Regions from separate parts of the Homo sapiens genome. Here region 2 is linked to region 1. Evidence: chromatin loops called from intact Hi-C (ENCODE). Cell type or tissue: Caco-2. All regions are shown on one strand. Links, peaks and the distances in the headings refer to the core of each region. The heading gives the core; the rest is flanking DNA. Region 1 holds the start of LOC124902748 (a long non-coding RNA gene). Region 2 overlaps LOC112267909 (a long non-coding RNA gene).

What was found. Hi-C counts contacts between places; a loop is a spot of excess contacts. Peaks named below come from ENCODE experiments on the same cell type or tissue, not always from the same donor. Only the 100,000 strongest peaks of a DNase experiment are listed, where the experiment ranks them.
Region 2: a loop joins it to region 1, with 4 times the contacts of the local background. A loop is called at or near these places in 10 of 110 quality-filtered maps.

The regions. Positions count from the first base shown.
Region 1 is chr11:108,113,172-108,119,455 of GRCh38, reverse strand. It overlaps LOC124902748 (a long non-coding RNA gene), which reads left to right and starts at 5,074. Exons shown (of 2, transcript XR_007062878.1): 1 at 5,074-5,578; 2 at 5,671-5,841. It also overlaps a transcript of ACAT1 not described here. In Caco-2, for the core only: a CTCF peak has its summit at 1,472 (motif pointing left); no DNase peak of the experiment used is centred there.
Region 2 is chr11:108,499,573-108,504,596 of GRCh38, reverse strand. It overlaps LOC112267909 (a long non-coding RNA gene), which reads right to left. Exons shown (of 3, transcript XR_007062880.1): 1 at 4,947-5,024. Among named protein-coding and RNA genes, the nearest start is that of POGLUT3, 3.7 kb to the right of the region's middle. In Caco-2, for the core only: no CTCF peak of the experiment used is centred there; a DNase peak (open chromatin) is centred at 3,676.

The DNA.
Region 1 (6,284 bases), core at 468-2,967:
CCAGGTGAGTGGATCATTTGAAGTCAGGAGTTAAAAGCAGCCTGGCCAACATAGCAAAACCCCATCTCTACTAAAAATACAAAAATTAGCTGGGCATGGTAGTGGGCACCTGTGATCCCAGCTACTCAGGAGGCTGAGGCAGGAGAATTGCTTAAACCTGGGAGGTGGAGGTTGCAGTGAACTGAGATCACACCACTGCACTCCAGCCTGGGCAACAGAATGAGACTGTGTCTCAAAAAAAGAAGAAAAAAAAAAAGACTGGTTACATAGCTATGTACATAGTTCTTAATATGAACCAGTTCTTTTACAGTTTAATTTTAATTCTCCCAAAAATCCACTGAATTAGGGAGTAGCATTATCCACATTTTCCAGAAGTTTGTCCAAGGGCACAAAGCTAGTAGTTAGTGACACAGTTGCAATTGGAATCTAGGCAGTCTGGTTGCTAGGTCTAGGCTTCTAGGCACTCACTACACTAGTTGTGTCTTAGGAGACACCTGCCCTAGGAGAAACCTAACTAGGAACATAGAAGTCAGCTGTAATTGGACAATTCTGCCATCAGAGGCACTACCAGGAAAAAGTGCCACTATGTTCATCAGGACAGCTTCTAGAGAAGTTCAGAGACATTTAGGAGCATTGAGGGGAGAAGAATAGTACATTTATTTCTGGAGCTACAGCAGGCAAGCTGCTCTTTAAAACTAAACTTCAAAAAAATAAGAGTAGCTTTATCACCAATATGAGCACCAGGCAAAAATGTAGCTAATAATTTCATTTAAGAATCTAGGACTTGGCCGGGCGCGGTGGCTCACGCCTGTAATCCCAGCACTTTAGGAGGCCAAGGCAGGCGGATCACAAGGTCAGGAGATCGAGACCATCCTAACACGGTGAAACCCTGTCTCTACTAAAAATACAAAAAATTAGCTGGGCATGGAGGGGGCCACCTGTAGTCCCAGCTACCTGGGAGGCTGAGGTAGGACAGTGGCGTGAACCCAGGAAGCGGAGCTTGCAGTGAGCCAAGATCGTGTCACTGCACTACAGCCTGGGTGACAGAGCGAGACTCCGTCTCAAAAAAAAAAAAGAAAGTGACTAGATTAACATTTCTTCTGTGAAATAGAAATGGAGTGTTGGAATGAAAATTAAATACAATTAAGAGAGAATTATTTTTGTTTGTATTTTAAAATTTATTATTATTAGTACTAGTATTTTGGTAGACACAGGTTCTCACTATGTTGCCCAGGCTGGTCTCCAACTCCTGGGCCCAAGCAATCCTCCCTCAGTCTCCCAAAGTGCTGGGATTACAGGTGTGAGCCACCACACCTGGCCAAAGAAAAAATTTAAAAACATTTTTTGCATATCTGAATTTGTGGCTTTGGATTATCATTCCTGTCATAGCAGGCAATAGTGTCTGGACAGATGTATTAATGAAGAGCTACTCAAAAAGTGGTTTATCTGGGATTTATTACATTTGTCAAGGAGATCTAGTCAATACCTCCATCTAGTGGCAAACTTGTAAGTGGAGACTTAGGTCTTGCAAAGTATTATTAAAATATTGATAAAATAAAGCCCTCTGAAATGTCCATGAGACCCAGAGTGGCTTTCTAGAAGTAGAAGTTAGTTTTAGGAATATTAGAGCAATATTTTCACAGCAGGAAACTAGTGGAAAATTAAAAACATTTAAGAAAAACTTGTGGGTATTATATTTATAATACAAAGATGTTTGATATTCATTTCCAAGTAAGTTCTTCTACAACGAACAACTTCTGTCAAACTTAGACTACTGGAATAACTCGTTGTACTACGTTAAACAGTGTCCTTCCAAAAGATATGTTTGTTTAAGGGACAGGGTCTCTGGCCAGGTGTGGTGGCTCATGCCTGTAATTCTAGCACTTTGGGAGGCCAAGGAGGGCAGATCACCTGAGGTCAGGAGTTCCAGACCAGCCCGGCTAACATGGTGAAACCCTGTCTCTAGTAAAAATACAAAAAATTAGCTGGGTGTGGTGATGGGCTTCTGTAAGCCCAGCTACTCAGGAGGCTGAGGCAAGAGAATCGCTTGAACCCAGGAGGTGGAGGTTGCAGTGAGTCGAGATCGTGCCACTGTACTCCAGCCTGGGCGACAGAGCAAAACTCTGTCTCCAAAAAAAAAAAAAAAGAGAGAGACAGAGCCTTGCTCTGTCACCCAGGCTGGAGTGCAGTGGTGCGATCATAACTCACTGCAGCCTCCTAAGCTCAAGTAATCCTCCTGCCTCAGCCTTCCAAGTAGCTAAGACTACACGTGTGTCACCATGCCCACCTAATTTTTATTTTTTGTAGAGATGGGGCACTCACATTTCCACCCACTTTCTCTTCAAGGCAATCTAGGCTTAGTCTATCATGTGCCTCAAACTTCTTCCTCTGCCCATCACCCCAATCTATTAATAAAGGCACTTCCATGTTTGTGTATATTAATATGGCAGCACCCCACTTTTCAGTACCAAAATCTGTATTTGTTTCCTAAGATTGCAGCAGCAAATTACCACCAACTGGGTGGCTTAAAACAAAAGAAATGTATTTTCTTACAGTTCTGGAGGCTGGAGTCCAAGATCCAGGTGTTGGCAGGATTGGTTCTTTCTGTGGGTTCTAACGGAGAGTCTGTTCCATGCCTCTCTCCAAGATCGTGGTGGTTGTTGGAAATCCTTGGTATTCCTGGCTTTGTAGAGGCATCAGTCCAACCCCTGTCTTCTCCCCTGTGTGTGGCTTTTTCTCCACTCTTGCTATAAGGACACTGGTCATTGGATTTAGGGCCCATCCAAATCCAATTATGACCTCATCTTAATTTGATTACACCTGCAAGTTCTCTATTTCCAAATAGTCACATTCATAGGTACTTCGAGTTAAGACTCTAATATATCTCTTAGGGGCCAGGTGTGGTGGCTCAGGCCTGTAATCCCAGCACTTTAGGAGGCCAAGGCAGGAGGATGACTTGAGGCCAAGGGTTTGATACCAGCTTGGGCAACACAGTGAGACCCCCATCTCTATGAAAAAAATTTAAAAATTAGCCGGGGCCAGGCATGGTGGCTCATACCTGTAATCCCAGCACTTTGGGAGGCCAAGGCAGGAGGATGACTTGAAGCCAGGAGTTGGAAAACAGCCTGCTTACATTAAAATGCAAGTGGAAGGAGGTAAATTGAGGTAGGAATTGTTACTGGATGGAATGTCTTAACTGTGAGTTGTCCAAGTTCTTGGTGTATTGAACAAAAAATTGAACAAAACGCACTAACAAAGCAACAAAAGAACGGGCTAATGAAGGCACAGATTTATTGAAGAAGCCGAAGTACAATTCACAGGGTGGGAGCAGGCTTGAGCAAGTGGTTCAAGAGCCTCTTCAACTGGGGTTTTTATTAAGCTAAAGGAACCAAGCAACTCCCCTCAGTGCCCTTTAGAGGACTCCAATTGGCCACAGCCCATGAAGGATTGGCCTGTGACCAGAGGCTGACGTGGAGGCTTGGCACACAATCAGAGGCTGATGTGGAAACTTCTGTCTCATTATCACAGGAGCAAGGATGTGGCCTGTGTGCTGCCCAGTTTTGCCTAGACCTGGCTGCACCTGCTGTTCTTTTGTTTCTGCCTTAACCCTTGATGGCCTGAATTCCCTATTCTCCTGCCTCAGAATTGTTAAGCAAAAAGGAACCAGGACTTGATGATTTGGAAAATTCTCAGCCTAACTATACTGCCAAGGAGGAGAAGTTCTGGCCTGAAGAGTGTGTCTGGACAATAATTTGCTAAAGAGAGTTGTGTGACTCATGGATCCACTCAACCGTGTCAGCGAAGCCAGGAATAGAGTTGGGGTTATCCAGGAAAGATCCGTGGAGAACTTGAGAGTTCTAATGGTGTGCATCCCCGTGACATCAACAGAAAACTGACAAGATTTTTGAGAATTTTATACCAGCAGAAATACTCCCAGCCTGGATAGAAAGGGACAGAGACAGAACAAATTGAAGGGAAAATGACTGACTCCCAGGGCAGAGCCATGGATACAGAGGCCAGAGAGGACGAAGCTATAGGTCCAGAGGCCCAGGCCAACTGCACCCCCTGGGCCCAGAGGCTGGATCGAGTCAAAGGGTCATTAAGGCCTTGAAAATGAATGTAGTTTTCCCTTTTGTGTTAAAACCTGTGTGAGACAGTGACCCCTTTAATTCCTTGCAAATTCTTTCATAATGGAAATGTCTGTCCTGTGCTTGCCTCATCGCAGTCCCTTTGTGCTGCTGTAACAGACATCTGATTATTACTGGGTAATTTATAAGTAATAGAAATTTACTACTCACAGTTCTGGAGGCTTGGAAGTCCATGATCAAGGTGCCAGCATTACATGTCTGGTGAGGGCCTTCTTGCTACATCCTCATGTAGCAGAAGAGCAGATGGGCAAAAGGGCACCTAAGCGGTTCCTTCCAGCCCTTTTGTAAGGCACCAATCCATCCATGAGGGCAGAGCCCTCGTGGCCTCATTTCCTAAGGGGCCCACCTCCTAATACCACAACAAGTTTCAACATGAATTTTGGAGGGGACACATTCAAACCATTGCACCCACTGTTGTATTTTGGAAGCAGATAACTTGTTTCCTAGTTTCACATGTCCACAGTTAGGAGAGGAATTTTGCCCTAGAATGTATCATATCATACCTAGAGTCTCAGTGATACCTGGTTTGCATGATTTAGATAATGAGATTCGCAATGTTTTGAGTTGACTATACTTAGAGATTTTGGATTTATAGTTAATGCTGAAACAGGATTTTTGAGGATGTTGGGATAAGGCGAGTGTATTTTGCATGTGGGATGAATGTGAATTTTATGGGGCTAGAGGATTGACTGTACTGGGTTGAAGTGTTCCCCCCAGATTCACATCCACCAAAACGTCAGAATGGAACCTTGTTTGGAAACAGGGTCTTTGAAGGTGTGATTAGTTAAGATGACGTCACACTGGTGTACACTGGCCATAAATCCAATATGACTGGTGGTGTACTTATAAGAAGATGGACAAAAAGATGGCCTCAGGAAAGTGGAGGTAGGAACTGGCGCACTGCAGCAATGAGTTACGGAATGCCACAGATGCTAGCAACCCCCAGAAGCCAGAAAAGGGCAAGAAAGGGCCCTTCCCTGGAATCTTGAGAGAGAGAGAGAGACAGCGCAGTATGGTCCCGGCAACACCTCGATTTCGGACTTCCAGCCTCTAGAATTGTGAAACAATCAATCTGTTGTTTTAGGCCACTCAATCTGTGGTACTTTGTTACAGCAACTCTAGAAAACTAATACTCATCCTGGAGGGATGCACATAGCTAAGACACTTCCTTCACTGAAATCCTGAGACAGGTACAAAGTGTCAACAGAGCTTCTTCAGTGGGCACACAGAAATGTTTGTACGCTCTGTATCAGAATAAGAAAATGATTACGATATAAACAGAAAGATGCAAAAGACAACAGTAGAGTGTTCCTAAAAACCTTCATATGATTTATCCTGGGATTGTGAAAGCTGAAGATACCAGAATAGTCACTTTTGTTGGACCCAGACAAAATAGGGCCGGGAAGGAGGCACATGCATGCATGTCGGAGGTAAGAACTGCTTCCAAGGACTTACTAAAAACTGCTTCACACGCTTCATGCTTCTCCTGCTCTGATAAGGTTTTTCATTAAACATTCTTTAGGACTGCAATAATTCAAACAAGACATTCTCCAAAGGATACCTGCTCAGTAACAGCATCTCCGTCAATGAACTGATAACAACTCTGGCTTTGAACCTATGGAACCCATGGACTCTGTTTCTAAGCAGCTTATGAAAATCTTTTTTTGCTAATAAAAGTTCCCCTTACACAGAACACACTGGATGCTTGCCATTAATGCATTACAGATTGTAATTTTTCTTTTATCCCCAAGTAAACTCAACATATTTAGAGAGAATTTTCTCTAGTGTTTTTGTTTTGTTTTTCAGACGGTCTCACTCAGTCACCCAGGCTGGAGTGCAATGGCATAATCTCCGCTCAATGTAACCTCCATCTCCCAGGTTCAAGCGGTTCTCCTGCCTCAGCCTCCAGAGTAGCTGGGAATACAGGTGCGTGCCATCATGCCTGGCTTTTTTTTTTTTTTTTTTTTTTTTTTGAGAAAGGGTCTCACTCTGTCACCCAGGCAGGAGTGCAGTGGCGCGATCACTGCTCTCTGCAGCCTCAACCTCTCCCGCCCAAGTGATCCTCCCACCTCAGCCTTTGAGTAGCTGGGACTACAGGCGCATGCCAACACACCTGGCTACTTTTTGTATTTTTTG
Region 2 (5,024 bases), core at 2,252-4,751, 380 kb before region 1:
ACTCGGAAGGCAGAGGTTGCAGTGAGCCAAGATCGCACAGCTGCACTCCAGCCTAGGCAACAGAGTGAGACTCTGTCTCAGGAAGAGGGAGCTACATGGAGCTGGGGCATCTACTGTCCAGTAGCACTGATGAAAGATAAGCAGGTCTCTCTAGTTGAATATAAGTCATGCAATGTTAATTTCCCCCAAGCAAATTAATTAATAGATTTGTACTAATCTTTTACCTTTTCTGGAAAAGCAACCCAAAGCCCTTTTTCTATCAAGGACAGGAGAATGTCAACAGCATTTTATTCAAAATAGTTTTACTGTCCTTTATTAAAATTTAAAATACAGTGGATCAGCTAGGATTTTTAGTGATAGACAATAGAATCCTCTCTAGCTGGTTCAAATAGAAAAAGATCTGTTGGAGGCTGGGTGCAGTGGCTCATGCCTGTAATCCCAGCACTTTGGCCAAGGCAGGCAGATCACTTGAGGTCAGGAGTTCAAGACCAGACTGGCCAACATGGCAAAACCCCATCTCTACTAAAAATACAAAAATTAACCAGCTGTGGTAGTGGGTACCTGTAATCCCAGCTACTGGGGAAATTGAGGCAGGAGAATCGCTTGAAACCAGGAGGCAGAGGCTGCAGTGAGTGGAGATCATGCCACCACACTTCAGCCTGGATGACAAAGTGAGACTCCATCTCAAAAAAAAAAAAAAAAAGAAAGAAGAAGGACGAAAAAGAAAGAGAGAGAGAGAAAGGAAGGAAAGAAAGAAGGAAAAGATCCATTAAATTGTAAATTTTGCTCACAAACTCATTAATAGGGATAAGGAGATAGATTTTGAGCTGAAATTCCAGGACCAATTCTAAAAACCATGCCACAGAATTGGACCTGCCAAGGGGGCTGCTGTCTCTGTTATGACCAGGAAGATGCTGAATCAAGACATCAAGTGGGCCGATATCCTGAATCACTACCTTCATTTGGTCCAGAAATTGCTCCTATAGAAATAAAAACACTAGTATGTATAGACTTGCATGTAGGATTTTTATTGCTACAATGTTTGTTGTGGCAAAACCTGGAAACAAAGTTAATACCTGATTAAGAAATGACTGAATATATTATAGAACATTTACATATGTAATATTGAAAAGCCATTGAAAATTCCTCTTTTGCTTTAGAAATTGTCTAATTTTCAATGTCACTAAGTTGACTTAGAAGAATTTCCATGAGGTACTGTTGAGGGAGAAATGTAAAATTCCATTTTTGTAAAGCATTCACCAAGAAACCTGCATATGCATGTGTACACATGGAGGGACACATTGGTTATTAATGTTGGTTGTTTTGTAGACAGGTGTTGGGGGAGAGGATGTTCAAGAACAGGAGAAAAGAGAGAGAAGTTTCTTTCCTCCAAAGAAGAAACTGTAAATATACACACATATACATATATATAGAAAAATATAAATAAATGAGAATAATTATTATTATTCATGTACTTAAGTGCAACTATTTATCGGGGGTGTACAGATTAAAAACTAAATATACGTTTTTAAAGGATTTCTGTACAGGAGAATATTTAATAAATTACTTTTCTTTCTTAAAAAATTGATGATTTGGCTGGGCGCAGTGGCTCACACCTGTAATCTCAGCACTTTGGGAGCCCGAGGCAGGTGGATCACTTGAGGTCAGGAGTTCAAGACCAGCCTAGCCAACATGGTGAAAACCTGTCTCTACTAAAAATAAAAAATTACCCGGCATCAGGGTGCACGCCTATAGTTCCAGCTACTTGGGAGGCTGAGGCAGGAGAATCTCTTGAACCCAGGAGGCGGAGGTTGCAGTGAGCTGAGATTGTGCCACTGCCCTCTAGTCTGGGTGACAGAGTGAGAATCTGTTTCAAAAAAAAAAAATTGATGATCATACTTGATTCTACAAAACATTGTGTTTTAATAATATAAATGCCAGCACTAAGTTTCCCTCTAGGCCCATGTTCTTTTCCCCAATCATCCTTTCTAGATTATGTCATCTTTCCAGTCTGGAAACTACAATTCCATTCTAGAAATGTTTTGAAGAGATGTAGTAGGTACTGATATGATTGCCCAGCAGACCCTTTTTCTTTGCTCTGGAAACTGACATCCCCTCCCTTCAGGCCATATGTTGACTGTGGAAGAATCAATGTTCTTATACAACCCTAAGAATCTGGGCACAATTGATTGTTTCAAGGTGGAATGTTTTGGAGGAAATTGGTTCTGGATGGAAGTTAATATTTAAACCAATAGTCTCACAGTCTAAAATGTACCCTATAGACTGTAATACATGGAAGGGCAGGGACTGAGTTTATATACCCAATACCTTGCATAATGCATGCCATAAAGTCATGATATAAAGGGTGGGTTGAATAAATATTATTGAAATTATTAAAATAAAGTTTTGTGCATTTTATAGGATCTAATCTTGTCTAACCCTATGTACGTTTTTTTATTCATTGGTGACATGGAAAATTAGACAATTTCTACAAAAATTAGCCAGGTGTGGTGGGGTGCACCTGCAGGCTCGGCAGGAGGCTGAGGCAGGAGAATCGCTTGAACCTGGGAGACAGAGGTTCAATGAGCCAAGATCTCGCCATTGTAGATATGGGTGACAGATCGAGAGTGGCTGGGTGCCACTCCAGCCTGGCTGACAGAGCGAGAGTCCATCAAAATAAAATAAAATAAATGAATAAATAAAAATTAAAGAAAGAAAATTACACAATTTCTAAAGTTAAAGAGGAATTTATTATAAGGATGCAAGGATGTCTCAGAAACCAGAGATAGAGACGCTGCTCATGAACTGTACCAGACTCTAGTGCACTATACATAACCCAGAGAGTTTTCTGTATTTCTCTTCTATTTTCAGAATACAAGGGAAAAAAATAGCAAAGGTTATAATGCTGCTGTTGGAGAGCAGTCGGTACGTTAAAAATCTCCTAACCTTGATTTTAAACTCCCAGGGAAAGGGGATTAGTTCAGCATGAGTCAGTTTCCAAAATAGGAGCCAATAAACTGTAGCCATAGTTAAAGTTATGCTGTTACAAAGCCTCACTGTTAACCAGGCGGACTGTGGAGTAAAAAAAGAAGAGTTACCGAAAAGGTGGAAATGTTATGAACTGAGTCGACAATAATTAGCTGTGAATTTTATGTGACATTAATGTAAAGATTCCAGAGGCCACTGCAATTCACAGAAGTGTATTGAATCTAGACCTTCCAGAGTCACACACTGACTTTAATTATAGGTGTTTGAGATTGGAGTTCAATATGGAGATGAATGTGAAAGGGAATGAAAAACTTCTCGGAGTGTATCGTTTACTTCAAAGTTTTATACATGATGTTCCTGCTATCCAGAATGCTCTCCTCCTTCTCTTTATGTGGCTGATTCCTGTTTGACCTTCAAGGTTCGGCATAGATGTCATCTCTTTCAGAAGCCTCTCTTGGTTCTCCCAAGACTAGATTAGCTGGCCTTCATATGTAGTGTATAAGTACACTGTACTATGTTGGAAAAGGCTCTCTGCCATGGCCCTTGAACTTCTCTGATCATTCTTGCTGTTCTGCCACTCCAATGTCCAGCTCTTTATCAGTCCATTTCTCTGGGCGGTGTTTGTAGCAAGCAACGTTTGAGGGATGAGATAACATCTCCCCACCTTCAAAGAGCAGGCTTAATTCTGTGTAGCCTAAAAGAGGCAAATTCCTTTAGCTCAGTGCTCCTCTCTTGTAATGCAACCCACTTCAGGCATCCATCATAGTCTGTGTGCACTGTCCCCACAGGGCTTGGGAGGCTTAGGAACAAAAAGCAAACCAACATAAAGCTCTGGCTACTGCTTTTGCAGTGAATAATAAAGTTCTTTGATACAGGAGTGTTGTATCTTTTGACAGCATCCATGAAACAGTAACAGGCCAACTTGTTAGTTTGTAAGTGGGATAAAATCCTAGACCATGCAGTTCTTGAGGCCCATATTTTAACACCTATACGCTATTTACATTGCCTCTTAGTCTTTCTTCTCCACTAAACTACAGGCACTTTGAAGTCAAAATACAATATCTAAAATATGGTGGGCATTTAATAAATATGTGTTGAATGAATGAAATTTGATTAATGATAAAGAGTCTGGTCAAAGCACTGGTTGCTCTGAAGAGATATACTCTTTGGAGACAGGTTAAGATGAGAAAGAAAACAGGTTGGTGCAGGCTTAGTATTGCTAAACGCTAGTGTGTTCAGGTACAATTATATGGCTTCCCTGACGTGTTCTCAAAAAAAAAAAAATACTGGGTGTTAACCCAAATGTTATGTAATTTATTAGGCCATGTTTTACTATAATCCAGTACCGGCTAAACCTCAGATTATTTCTCTGGAAATTGTTTTAAGTCAGATTTTGAAAGAGTGTGAGCAAAATGTGTTCCATACAATTTTTTTAAGCGATAGTTGGAACAGAGCAAAGCTTTCTATTTAAAGCAAGGAGACATCCCCACAAAATAAAATTTATCAGTGAAAGTAATACCAAGTAATGTTACACTTTAGCCCTAAAATTTACCGGCAACTGACTACCAGTTCCTGAAACCTTTCCAAAGTACAAAGAATACTGTCCATAACCACTGCTTAGCATTACTAAAATAGGTCAAGAGAAGTGTGAAAATGTGGGAAAGATTTTGCCCTGGTAAAACTTGGTCACAGCAAGAATGCTGAGTAGCACGGTTAAAGCCGTGAGGCGGACAAAGGCTTGTCCAGTGCCTGGCTCTGATGTTTTGGGCATTAAGTTCCCCCAAGAGGGTGCAGAAATCCTGTGTCCATTCTGGGGTGTGAGTTCCTTCTGGATCATTCAGCCAGAGGAGAATCTTTATTGGCTTTAAATAAATTCAGATCTATTAACAATCCATTAACAAATTTGTATCCATTAACAAATTGGATAAAATGATCAAAAAAGAGAGGCAGATAGTAACCTTGACAATCTCTTCCTGGATCCAGCGTTCATCTTCTGAGGAGTGGTGGAGGTGGCTGAGACCAACCACGCACCACCA